Linked DNA regions of Homo sapiens: region 2 is linked to region 1. The links are chromatin contacts, found by Hi-C or POLR2A ChIA-PET in ENCODE. All regions are on one chromosome and are shown on one strand. The core of a region is the stretch at or near the end of the contact, and the rest is flanking DNA. Distances in the headings are between cores, read along the strand shown.

Region 1 (5,967 bases), core at 1,161-3,660:
TGCACTTTATATCTCTTACAGCACTTATCACTTTTACATTGTATTATAAATTTATTTATGTACATGTTAGCCTCCATAATGCGGAAAGAGAGCAGGCACAGGGAAAAGTGCCAGAGGAGTGGAGCCAGAAGACCTGTGCTTGAATTTGAAGCCAGACTCAGATATGAATCAACCATGAAATCTTGGCCATGCCACTTAATCTTTGCAATTCTCAGTCCTGCATCTAGAATTGGAAGACAATAATAATTCCTACTTCATAAAATAGATATGGAAATTAGTTATCATATGAACATGCTTTGTGAGTTGTTATCTATCTGTTAATTTTATTAACCTCCATGTGATACAGCAAAGGGCCTTCCTTGCCCATGAGAAAAACCCTATTAATATTAATTAAATTATTGGAAAAATTACATCAACCACCCTCTGGCATATTATTATTTTCAAATTCTTTTCATATCCCACATTGTTAGCAAGCCTCATCTGTTGTGTCCTACTAGGTTTAAGGAGGAGTGTTTACAGGGATTAAACAGAAACAAAGGGACCTGCTTTTTGATGGAGCTGCCCTCTGCCTTTACTAGTTGTGCAGAATAAGAGTAATTAATTTTTTTTTCTGAGCCTTAGTTTTCTCATCTGTATAATGAAGATAATACAGGATTTTATAATGATTAAAATTAGATAATGCTAGCGCTTTGGGAGGCTGAGGTGGGAGGATCCCTTGAGTCCAGGAGTTTGAGACTAGCCTGGGCAACATAGGGAGACCTCATCTCTACAAAAAATAAACAAAATTAGCTGGGTGTGGTGATGTGTGCCTGTAATCCCAGCTATATGGGAGTCTGAGATGGGAGGATTGCTTGAGCCTGGGAGGTTGAGACTGCAGTGAGCTGTGATTTTGCCATTGTATTCCAGCCAGGGCAACAAAGCAAGACCCTGTCTCAAAAAATAATAATAATAGGCTGGGCGCAGTGGCTCACATCTGTAATCCCAGCGCTTTGGAAGGCTGAGGTTGGCGGATCACCTGAGGTCAGGAGTTCGAGAGCAGCCTGGTCAACATGGTGAAACCCCATCTCTACTAAATACACAAAAAATCAGCTGGGCGTGGTGGTGCGCGCCTGTAGTCCCAGCTACTCAGGAGGCTGAGGCAGGAGAATCGCTTGAGCCCTAAAGGTGGAGATTGCACTGAGCTGAGATCTTGCCACCACTCTCCAGCCTGGGCGACTTAACAAGACTCCGTCTCAATAATAATAATAATAACAACAACAATCACTTAAAAATAAAATTAGATAATGTATTAAAATGAGACGTGAGGAGCTAGTGATTTAAGTAAGCTCAGTATGTGTTAACTTTGATAATATTCACATGTAGTCCATTAATTGAGCAATTATACTATGGGGCTGGGCACCGTATAGCTGCTGGAGATATACCCTGTCATCATGTCATCAATGGGAAAAACCGACAAGTAACTGATTATTGCCACACGATGTGACAGATGCTACGACAGAAATAAGAACAGGGTGCTCCGGGAACAACAGGGGAGGCACCTGTGTGACAGCCCTGACTGGAAAGTTGTCAGCAGCTGTCAGGGAAGGCTTCATGGAGGAAGTGACTACTGTGGAGTTTGAAGGTGCAGTAGGAGTAAGCTGGGTGGACAGAGGAACCACCCTGAGCAAGGAGGTAGAGATCTGAGAAGGCATGCTCATTGAAGAAAATAGAGAGCAGTTCTGACAAAATGAAGCTATAAAGGCCTGTAGATGCCAGATCACAAAGGGCATTAGCTTGTTTTGTGAAAGAATTTATGCTCTTTTCTGAGAGAATGGGGAGGCATTGTTGGACGTGTGCCCTCTCAGAGATAAAATTTAAGTGGAGAGCACTGAGTTAAGAAAATATCTCGATATCATGAAATTAACACAGGTTTGGAGCCCCCACAGATCCTCAATCCTGGTTAAGTTCCATGTATGACCTAATCAACTCCACCTCTCTTTCGTGGACAATCAGCAATGACATCTACCTCTCAGGATTATTGCGAGGGCTAAATGAGATAGTGCAGGTCAAGTTCGCTGCAAAGTGTGTGTCACATAATGAACATTTTAAGTAAATATCAACTCTTTTCGATGAAGCACTGTGTAAGTAGAATACGAAAGCTATTGCCAGGCCTCTCCCTCCTCCCTCCCTTCCTTTTCCTCTCTCAGCAGTGCAGGCAGCAGCAGCCAAAAGCCAGGGACGTGGAGGATGTCCACTGAAGCGAGTACTCCAGAGCGATGATTAAAAGGCAGCCGCCCCGAATCCCGGGCGCGGGCGGGGAGCGAGGCTGGGCATGCTCAGTGGGCCGGAGACGGGAGGGAAGCGGGGAGGGGGCGGGGGCGGGGGCGGGGGTTGGGGGGGGTGGGTCGGAGCCGCGCGAAGGCGCATGCTCAGTCTCCGCATCTGCTCCTTCATCCAGTGCCGCAGCCGGAAAACCGCAGCGGCGGCGGCGGCGGCTGAGGGGGAACGATCCAGCGAGCTGCAGAAAGGGGGGCAGGAAAAAATTACAAGGACATTACTGATAAGACAGGAACTGAGAGCTTGGGATTCGCGGCCTCTCCCCGGCCACCACCTTCGCCGTCAGCAAGGGAGGAAGACCCGGGAGACGGCAGCGGCGACGGCGGCAGGGGAAGGAGGAGACGGCGACGGGAGGGAGCACAGAGGAGGGGACGGGCCGGCGGCGGCCTGTGAGCCGCAGTGATTTTGACGTTTTCCGCTGCTGCGTCTCCGGCGGGCAGGGGCCGGGCTGCGCTGGGTGGGCCAGCTCGCCCCGCGCTTCCCCCTCGTCCTGCTCGTCCCTCCGCCCACCCGGGGCCTGAGGGGTCTCCCCGCTCCGAGGGAAGGGGAGAGGGAGGCGAGGGCGTGCGGGCATCGCGATGGCGGGGACATTTTCCACAACGTGATTGTTGAAGGCTCCCCCCATCCCCCCTCCCTTAAAATTCCGGGCCCTTCCAGCCTCCACCCTCCCCCAAGCCCGTGTGACTAAACCGAGACAAAGGGGAGGCGGCCTCGCTCACACGCGGGCTCGCGGGGCGGGTGGCTCGGAGGGGCGCGGGCACGGGGCGGACCTCGCGCGGACGGACGGACGGAGACGGCGCCGCCACATTCCTATGCCCGGGAGCGGCGGCGGCGGCGGCGGCGGCTCCCGCGGGAGGCGGCAGGCGCGCGGCGCGGACAGCTGAGCTTCTCCTCCGTCGGCGCCCGGGCGGACATCGCCCGGGCCCCGATGGTTTGAGCTTGCTTCTCCCTCCCTCCCGACCCCCGTGGTGGCGAGGCCACGCCATGTGAAGGTTAGGGCCGGGACATCCCGAGGAGCCGCGGTGAAAGATGGGGGATGCTGCAGACCCCAGGGAGATGAGAAAGACGTTCATTGTTCCAGCCATCAAGCCTTTTGACCACTATGATTTCTCCAGGGCCAAAATCGCCTGCAATCTGGCCTGGCTGGTGGCCAAAGCCTTTGGGACAGGTTAGTGGTGTCACCCTTTCCCTCCCCTCTTCCTCCTGATGTGGTCCACATCTCGGTTTTTGTTCCCGATTCTCGAATCCCTCCCTCCCCGTGCCTGTCTTCTCGTACAGGTTAAGGGAGATGATGGGAGGCTAGGAAGAGAAAGAAAGGAGAAATAAGGAAAGCAGGTTTGGTCTTCAATGAAGGGCACGTGAATGGTCAGGTGGGATTTGGCCAGATTCCTTTTATTGGATGGCAAAATGTCCCCCCCATCCCCCAGTGAGCAATTTTATGTTTTTACATAGAGTGGTTTTGATTTGTGGTATTTTCTTCATTGTGTTGCGTACATTTCTGCCTCAGTCATAATTGTGATTACACCACCAAGAAATCTGAGTTGGTTTCTTTATTATTGCAAGAAGGTGGATGGTGCATAGTACTATATTGATTTTGACATTTGTAATGATGGCTGCTATTCAGGCTCCGTTGGATGTAAGGTGGCCTGTGTCGAGTGCAGTATTAATTTTTGTTGTCATTCTTTAAGGCTGTATCAGCCTTCTGCACGCATGTTAAGTTCTTATTAAATCAGTTATTTAAAACCAGCGTTCAGTTTGCTGACTGTAGGGTGCAGTTTTCATTTCATATTATCAGTGAGGCATATTCTTTTTTCCAAATGTATTTTGGCTTCATAAATTAAAAGAAACAAAAACTCCCTACTTTGGGAAGTTTTTTAATAGATGAGTTTTTCGAAGGCGTGTGCTGTTGACACAGAAATTGTATAGTACAGTAGCAGTTAAACACTCCCTCCATAACCCAGTCTTTGCAAAATAACAGGAAAAGGGCCTCCCGTTATGATTCTTTAGTGTTGCTTTAGGAGCCCATGTTGTGAAATGTTAAAAAAATTAGAGAGCTGCTTTTCATTGGAAGATGCTTCTGTAATTTGGTAACTTTTAAGAGTAATTTTACAAGATTTCTGTTCCCTAGTTAATGAAGTTTAGATATATGAAATATTTGTTGAAAAGTTCCCTAGTACTCACAAATTTCCACATGTTAAATATAGGGTTTTTCAGGGGGAGGGTGACTAATTTCCAATTTTAGGACTATGTAATGTTTTGGTAAATGGTTTAGTTCAGTTTTACTGCTTAAACTTACACAGCTGAGTATTTTCAGGACTTACACATCCTACTTAAATAGCAGATTAATCTCAGTGTTTGGAAAATGATTTGAATTTGTTTTTGGGGAAACTTGACATTGATGTGATTTTATGTTTATGGCAGCCTTAATTTTACTTGAATTTTTATGCTTTGATATTAAGCTGGCATCAGGAATAAATATAGTAAATCCTTTTCAAATTATTTAAATTTTAAACATCTCTTTGAAATTGAATGTCTAGCGTAACTCATAGGAAGAAACACAAAGTGTTACTGCCTTTATATAAAAACATTCTGGCACCACTGATATAAGCAGTGAGAATAATAGATGTATTTTGGTTTTAACTTAAGCAGCACACTGAAGCCGGTATCTATTTGGATGGCAAATCAAGGCTATTTAAGTGCTTAGAAAACATGGAAAGAGGGAAATTTACATAGTCACCTATGTGGAAAAGTAGTATGTATAAAGTGGAAGGCAAAGGGAATAAGAGAAATATTTTCTTTCCATCTGGAACTGAGAGGATACTTATAGGATACAGATATCAAAATTTTGCCATGCATACACAAAAGCTTCCAGCTAGAAAATGGCCTACTTTCTGGGTATGTGTCAGGCAGGTTCGTAGATTCTAGACCACTTGAACATATTGAACACACCTGAAGAAGAAAGGAAATGAAGGGAATCTAGTATCAGTGGAATCTGATGTCTGCCAGGCACTCTGCTGGATGCTTTGCAGTAAGTTGTACGTTAGAGATTGATAACAAGTCTCTGATGTAGGTAGTGTGTTCCCCATTTAAAAAATAGGAGGAAATCAGTGCATAGAGAGGTTAACTTTCCTACTATCACAGTGTTAGTAAGTGGCAGAAGTGAGTTTTGATTTGAGGTCTGACTCAAAAGGGTAAAGGTATTGGTGGAGGTGGAACACTGCTGTTAGATACCCAGCACTCTGAATACATTACTTCATTTATTCCTGCAGCAACCCTGTAGATACTGTTCTCATTTTGCAGATAAGGTAACTGGCTCACAGATTAATTTGCACAAGATTAAACATCTGGCAAGTGATGTGTTCTGCATGTCTGACTCTGAAGCCTTTGCTTATTACTCTATACCGTTCTGCAGAGTAACCGTTTTATCTGCAGGTGTGAAAAATGTGCACATAGTACATATTGAAGTCTAATTTTTTCTTTAAAAATTGTACAAATCTTAATTCATTTTCAGATAGATGATATTGTTGGCTATTACATTTGCCTTGGCAGCAGTTGGAATGGATGAAAAGACCATATTCAAATGGGATGAAAAACAAGTTTAGAAGACCTTGAGTGACTTAGTAACAATATATTAATACATTATTAAGAATG
Region 2 (5,967 bases), core at 1,802-4,301, 120 kb after region 1:
TTTCTATCACAGTTAGAAGGAAATGATAGTCAAATACACGTTTAGATTAAAACTAGTTTAAAAAATTATAAATGAATCTAATCAAAATGTGAATAGTAGTCAAAAGGATAATTTAATAAGCATTTTACGTTACTAAATTTGTTCATTTCAATATTAACTAAATTTCCCTCATCAAAGCAATCTTTGTGATATTACTTCGCTATTAAATAAAGAAAATTGGATGCAAGACAATGGAGAAACTTTAAAACTAAACAGGACCACCCTTTATTCTTAAATTTGTGTGTGTCCAACAGTTGAATTGAATGTCTATAAGGTCTAAAGGTAGAATGTGAATATTGCCACAGAGTTCATTGCTCTCAGTATAAGATTTTACTTTATTAATGCAGAAGGAATATGGATATATTTCTTTAAGTCTGCAGATTTTTTTATTATGGTGCAGCTTTTTTTTAATTATGTTTTTAAAATTATACAGTTGAAAAATATGCCATTTCATAAAGTCTGAGGATTTTCGTCAACCTTACTGAAACACACTGGTGCTTTCATCATCAGAGGTCAAATTATTATGATAACTATTCCATTAAGTTTGCCAAACATTTGTCGTGGTTACCAGTGCAGCCTGTCAAATTCTGCTATTTGACACAGCTTTGGAAAGATTTAGTTCTTGGTTTTTCCGTTTTGTATTAGAATGACTGTTACAGTTTTATTTGGCTGTTTAAAGCCAAATTCAGCTATTTAATTATGGTTTCATGGACACTGTTGAGCAATGTACAGTGTATGGTGTGCTTACCTGTCCACTCTAGAGCATTGCTTACAGGTTTTTTGTTTTTTAAGATGCTGTGCTGTAAAATACTGTCATACTTGCTATTTCCTGGTACAGTGTAGTTTTTCCCCTTTCATTTGAATAAAAGCATGGCACCAAATGACTCCTTTTCTGTTTCTTGAATAAAATGTAGTTTTTGGTAAAATTATTTGAACTTGAGATAACTCATACAGTTTTTCTATCCCCTAACCTATGTTTAAATTTAATAACTTGAATATTCATAACAGGCAACTTGAAATAATTAGCCTTTTAAAAATACTAACTTAGGGCAATGTTAAAAAGTCGGTAACTTTCTATGCTTAGCACAGACGGTCTACATAGTATGATTTATAAATGTGCTTATCTTATGTTAATCTTGCTCATACTAATTCACTATCTTTTGGTGAATTGATAGTTATATTGTACCAGAACTAGTGCTCTATGTCTTTGAAACTGAATGGCCAGTGAACTCACTGATCTGGAGTAGCCATGAGAAGCTAGTTCTTGACCATTATTTTGTAAGTTTCACTTTGATTTTGCTGATTCTACTTACTCAGAACAGAGTAAAGAAAAAGGTGTTTTTTAAGAAAAAAGAGATCTGATAACAAAACTATAAAATAATCGTCATGCCTAATTATATACCTGAAGAAATATCTGGTTAGTAGACATAAATGTGGTTTTCTAGCTTGGGACCTTTTTGATAGGTTCTGTAACTTCAGAGCACAGCTATATTTCCACAATATTTCCAGTACTTTAATTTTCAGAAATAAAAATATTTAACCCGGCCGGGCGCGGTGGCTCACGCCTGTAATCCCAGCACTTTGGGAGGCCGAAGTGGGCGGATCACGAGGTCAGGGGATCGAGACCATCCTGGCTAACATGGTGAAACCCCGTCTCTACTAAAAATACAAAAAAAATTAGCCAGGCCTGGTAGCGGGCACCTGTAGTCACAGCTACTTGGGAGGCTGAGACAGGAGAATGGCATGAACCCGGGAGGCAGAGCTTGCAGTGAGCCGAGATTGCACCACTGCACTCCAGCCTGGGCGACAGAGCGAGACTCCGTCTCAAAAAAAAAAAAAAAAAAAACCCTAAGACCCAGGCAACATTAGAAAAATGTACACAATGCCAGGTATGGTGGTGGCTCATGCCTATAATCCCAGCACTTCGGGAGGCCAAGGCAGGCAGATCACTTGAGGTCAGGAGTTTTGAGACCAGCCTGGCCAACACGGCGAAACCCTGTCTCTACTAAAAAATAAAAATTAGCCAGGCATGGTGGCATACGCCTGTAATCCCAGGTACTCAGGAACATGAGGCAGAAAAATTGCTTGAACCCAGGAGGCGGAGGTTGCTGTGAGCCAAGATCGCACCTCTGCAGTCCAGCCTGGGTGACAGAGTGAGGCTGTGTCTCAAAAAAAAAAAAAAAAAAAAAAAAAGTGTACACAAACCCTAGAGCCCCCACACAATAAGAATGTGTTGCCTTATGACTGAAATTGATACTTCTTAACTAGGGCAGAGGAAAATATTCTGTAGTGAATAGGAACAAACACCTTTATTTCATGATCTGTCTACACAGAAAGATGATAATAAAATTCAGCAAAGGAAATGTAGCTGTAATGTTATGACCTAGGAATTGGCTATTGGAGAAACACATCTATAAAATGAGTGTGAAATTCTGTCGTCCCTTAGAAGTATATAGATGCTTAAGAAATAGGTATCTTCTCAAAAGAAACAAATGAGATATTAATGATTTTGCCTAATTTGATGGGGGTGGGGGAAGTACACAGATTGGTATGTCAGAGTTGCTCTTCAAATAAGGAGATCTAGAATCTAGTTTCAGTCACTTCCTTTTTGCCCCTGTGGGCATGTAGGTCTTCTAGCAACTCAAGGCCACATGCTTAGACAACACAGATTAGTTTTGTACATGTGTTTAAATCACTGTGGTGATATGTGTCACAACAACAGCTAAAATCAGATAACTTTATTCCATCTACAGTGGCTTATTTATGTCAGGAAAATAGGGGGCAATTATTTTCCATCAAAGAGGTGAAAAGCAAATTAAGAAATGTTTTAAGACCCACTAAGGTTTTTTTTTTTTTTTTTTTTTGGGGACACATTAAGCAAAGCCACCATGGTACCTTAGGCTACTAATGCATTTGATTCTTCTTAACCCCAACCTGTTGTTTTAGGTGATTGAACCTGTGATTCAGCCTTCAGTAGGTGTTAGAGGCATCCAACACAGGTGGCAAGTATCGTCTACAGCACCTCTACTTCACAGTTACATTCAGCTGCTGTGATTCCTGGCCGACCCTATTATTCATACTTCAGGGTTTGTGTGTTTATATAGAAAAGGAAATGTGGCTCTCAACCCGAGATCGCGCTGCTGCACTTCAACCTGGGTGACAGAGTGAGACTCAGTCTCAAAAAAAAAAAAAATTGCTTTATAATTTAAAAGATTCTTTGCTTTGCTTTCTCTTTTAACTTACTGCTGCCTGGGAGGAGGTGAGCATTTACGTCTCCATTCTACAGATGAGGAAGATGAGGCTTTAAAAGGTTAGTAGCTGTCCCAGGGACTCAAAGCTAGTAAGTGACAGCATTACAAGTGGCACCTAAGCCTTCTGGTTTCAAATCCCCTTACTGTGCCATATGGTACAGTTTCCCACTGCGTTGTACATGTTGTGGAATAAGAATAAGGCTCACAGCTGTTACTAGTTAATAACGTATTCACCATTGGTAGAAAACTCAGAACTTGTGGTTAAAGTGGATTTTGTTCTCTTGCCCAAGACTGTTAACCATCATCAACACAACAGCTAAAATCAGCCTGTTACGCTCACCTGCTGTTTAATATCTAGATTCATAAAGATGAGAGAATGGAAAAACTGCAAAAGTGGTGAAAACAAATTCTGATAATAGGTTAATCAGAATTATCTAGGAAACAGTTATTAGATGAAAGGGGCTAGGTAGGTCACAAAGGTAAGTTCTCTTCCATCAAGGAACTCTTGAAGTGGATGCCATTAGACCTTTACAAACAACGGATATACCGTGTGCTGTATTAGAGGTATGGAACCGAAAGTAAAGGACAGATGCGCCCTTGTCTTGTCAACAGTAAGAGCCTCTTGTCCATCAAGAGAATTCATGTACTTTATAGGGTACTAACTCTACTAAAACTAACTCTATAAAGAACTTAAGACTGCTCTTCCTGGGGAACTTGTCTACAGGCACTCAGAATGGTCCAGCATTTGACATACTGTCATAGGCTTTCCTACAATACAGCCTCTAACAAAACTACGCGAACCCCTGGTAATAGAATTGTTTACCTTTATACCAAGAAGGTTGGGAAAGCATCAAAATCTGCGTGTGGCGTGTGCCCAGGCAGACTTTGAAGGGTTTGTGCTGTAAGACCTAAAGTTCTTATGAGGTTGTCCAAAACAAAGAAACATGTCAGCAGGGCCTATGTTGGTTCCATGTGTGCTAAATGTGTTTGTGACAGGATCAAGCGTGCTTTCCTTATCAAGGAGCAGAAAATTGTTGTGAAAGTGTTGAAGGCACAAGCAGAGTCAGAAAGCTAAATAAAAAATGAAGCTTTTTTGAGTAATAAAAATGAAAAGACTTGCTGTATGGAAAAAAAAAAAGACTATCTTACGTTGTCAGCCAACAGGATACCACATTAATTCTTTAAATACTGAATTTTGCCGGGCGCGGTGGCTCACGCCTGTAATCCCAGCACTTTGGGAGGCTGAGGCGGGCAGATCACGAGGTCAGGAGATCGAGACCATCCTGGTTAACACGGTGAAACCCCGTCTCTACTAAAAATACAAAACTTTAGCCGGGTGTGGTGGCGGGCTCCTGTAGTCCTAGCTACTCAGGAGGCTGAGGCAGAAGAATGGCGTCAACCCAGGAGGCGGAGCTTGCAGCTAGCTGAGATCGCTCTGCTGCACTCCAGCCTGGGCAACAGAGCGAGACTCCATCTCTAAAAAAATAAATAAATAGTGAATTTTGAATTGCAGAGACATCAGTTCTGTTGATAGGGCCTTGAGGTCCTCATTTATGATGAGAACAAAACTAACTAAACTGCATCCTCTTTCTTAGCCAGAGGCTAAGTACAGATATTTTTGTATACATTACGAAATGAGTTTGTACTTGGATTCTTTATCCTTATAGTCTCAACACAATCGGTATTCAATAAATATTCGTCAAATGAATACATGAAGGGAGGACTATGCAGTCCTGGCCCAAAATTCAAAATCAAATTCAAAACATGTTCTGATTTCTTCTAGGTCACCCTTCATTTCTTACTATAGATATTTTTGCCCCCAAAATACAAACCCAAAGTTGGCTTTTCTGCTCTGACTCCCCCTGGTTCATGCCATTTCAAAGGACCCAGGTGCAGCTTGAAAATCTGACCTATTGGTCACCGTGACACAATGATGTACTGTTCCTTTTTACCTCTCTCCAGCTCCTCTCACAAATTATGGGCCAGTCTCAAGGCTCAGTTATTCATGTTCTGCTGTCTCCACTCTTTCCAAGAAGGGCTTCAATATCAGCTTTGACTGACACCTCCATTCAGAATCTACATCTCCAGCCCTGAAAGCTTCCTCTGGGCCCACTCATGCATCTAACTGCCATCTCAACATTTTCACCTGGGAGTTCCAAAGTCATCCTCAACTTAATCTGTTTAAAAACCAAAAGTCAACCTGATTTTACAACTTCCTTATAAAAGCAACTCTCCTTCCTGAAAGCCAGCCACCAAGACTGAAAGGTCTTATCCCTTGTCTAACACAGAAGACAGCCTCATGCACAGACAGCCACCAAATCCTATCAAATATTTTTACTTTGAAACTGCTCCTCATCCCTGCTGCCACCAGCTTCAAGTCCAGGCACCAAAAGCTTATGCCTAACTGCAAGAACCTTCAAGTGGTCTTACCCTAATTCGATTTCACCCTCCAAAGTGTCTTGCAAAATCTAACTTTCTTAGACTTATCTTAAAAGTTCAACATTGTTTTTATTTTGAATTGCGGGGAGGATGGGGGTGGGGTGTTGAGGTGGTGGTAATCTGTTCAGTGCTTGGAACCACTAAAGGTCTTGATCCTGTTTTTCAGGCGGCTCCTATACACAGACCTTTTTCTTCAGAAAAGCTGACCTGCTTCAATCTTGATAGAAGTCAGGATATC

Evidence for each region. Hi-C counts contacts between places; a loop is a spot of excess contacts on that map. ChIA-PET counts read pairs that join two places held with the same protein, here RNA polymerase II (POLR2A). Pooled maps may share reads with other maps.
Region 2: a map with no recorded cell type shows a loop between it and region 1 (2.9-fold over the local background). The contact joins the enhancer-like site here to the promoter of CAMSAP2 in region 1. A Hi-C loop is called at or near these places in 3 of 37 single-sample maps with no recorded cell type and 4 of 50 pooled maps. POLR2A ChIA-PET finds 5 or more read pairs at or near these places in 2 of 52 experiments (WTC11 and activated CD4-positive, alpha-beta T cell).

The regions. Positions count from the first base shown.
Region 1 is chr1:200,736,483-200,742,449 of GRCh38, forward strand. CAMSAP2 (calmodulin regulated spectrin associated protein family member 2) reads left to right here and starts at 2,411. Exons shown (of 17, transcript NM_203459.4): 1 at 2,411-3,484. The coding sequence starts at 3,346. RefSeq lists an enhancer at 2,041-2,120 and silencers at 2,761-3,120, 3,151-3,220.
Region 2 is chr1:200,859,785-200,865,751 of GRCh38, forward strand. It overlaps CAMSAP2 (calmodulin regulated spectrin associated protein family member 2), which reads left to right. Exons shown (of 17, transcript NM_203459.4): 17 at 1-920. It also overlaps the pseudogene RPL34P6. Among named protein-coding and RNA genes, the nearest start is that of GPR25, 10 kb to the right of the region's middle. Within about 2 kb of position 3,052, at least 5 of the 41 ENCODE cell types and tissues checked have a DNase peak (open chromatin) inside an H3K27ac peak, as active enhancers do.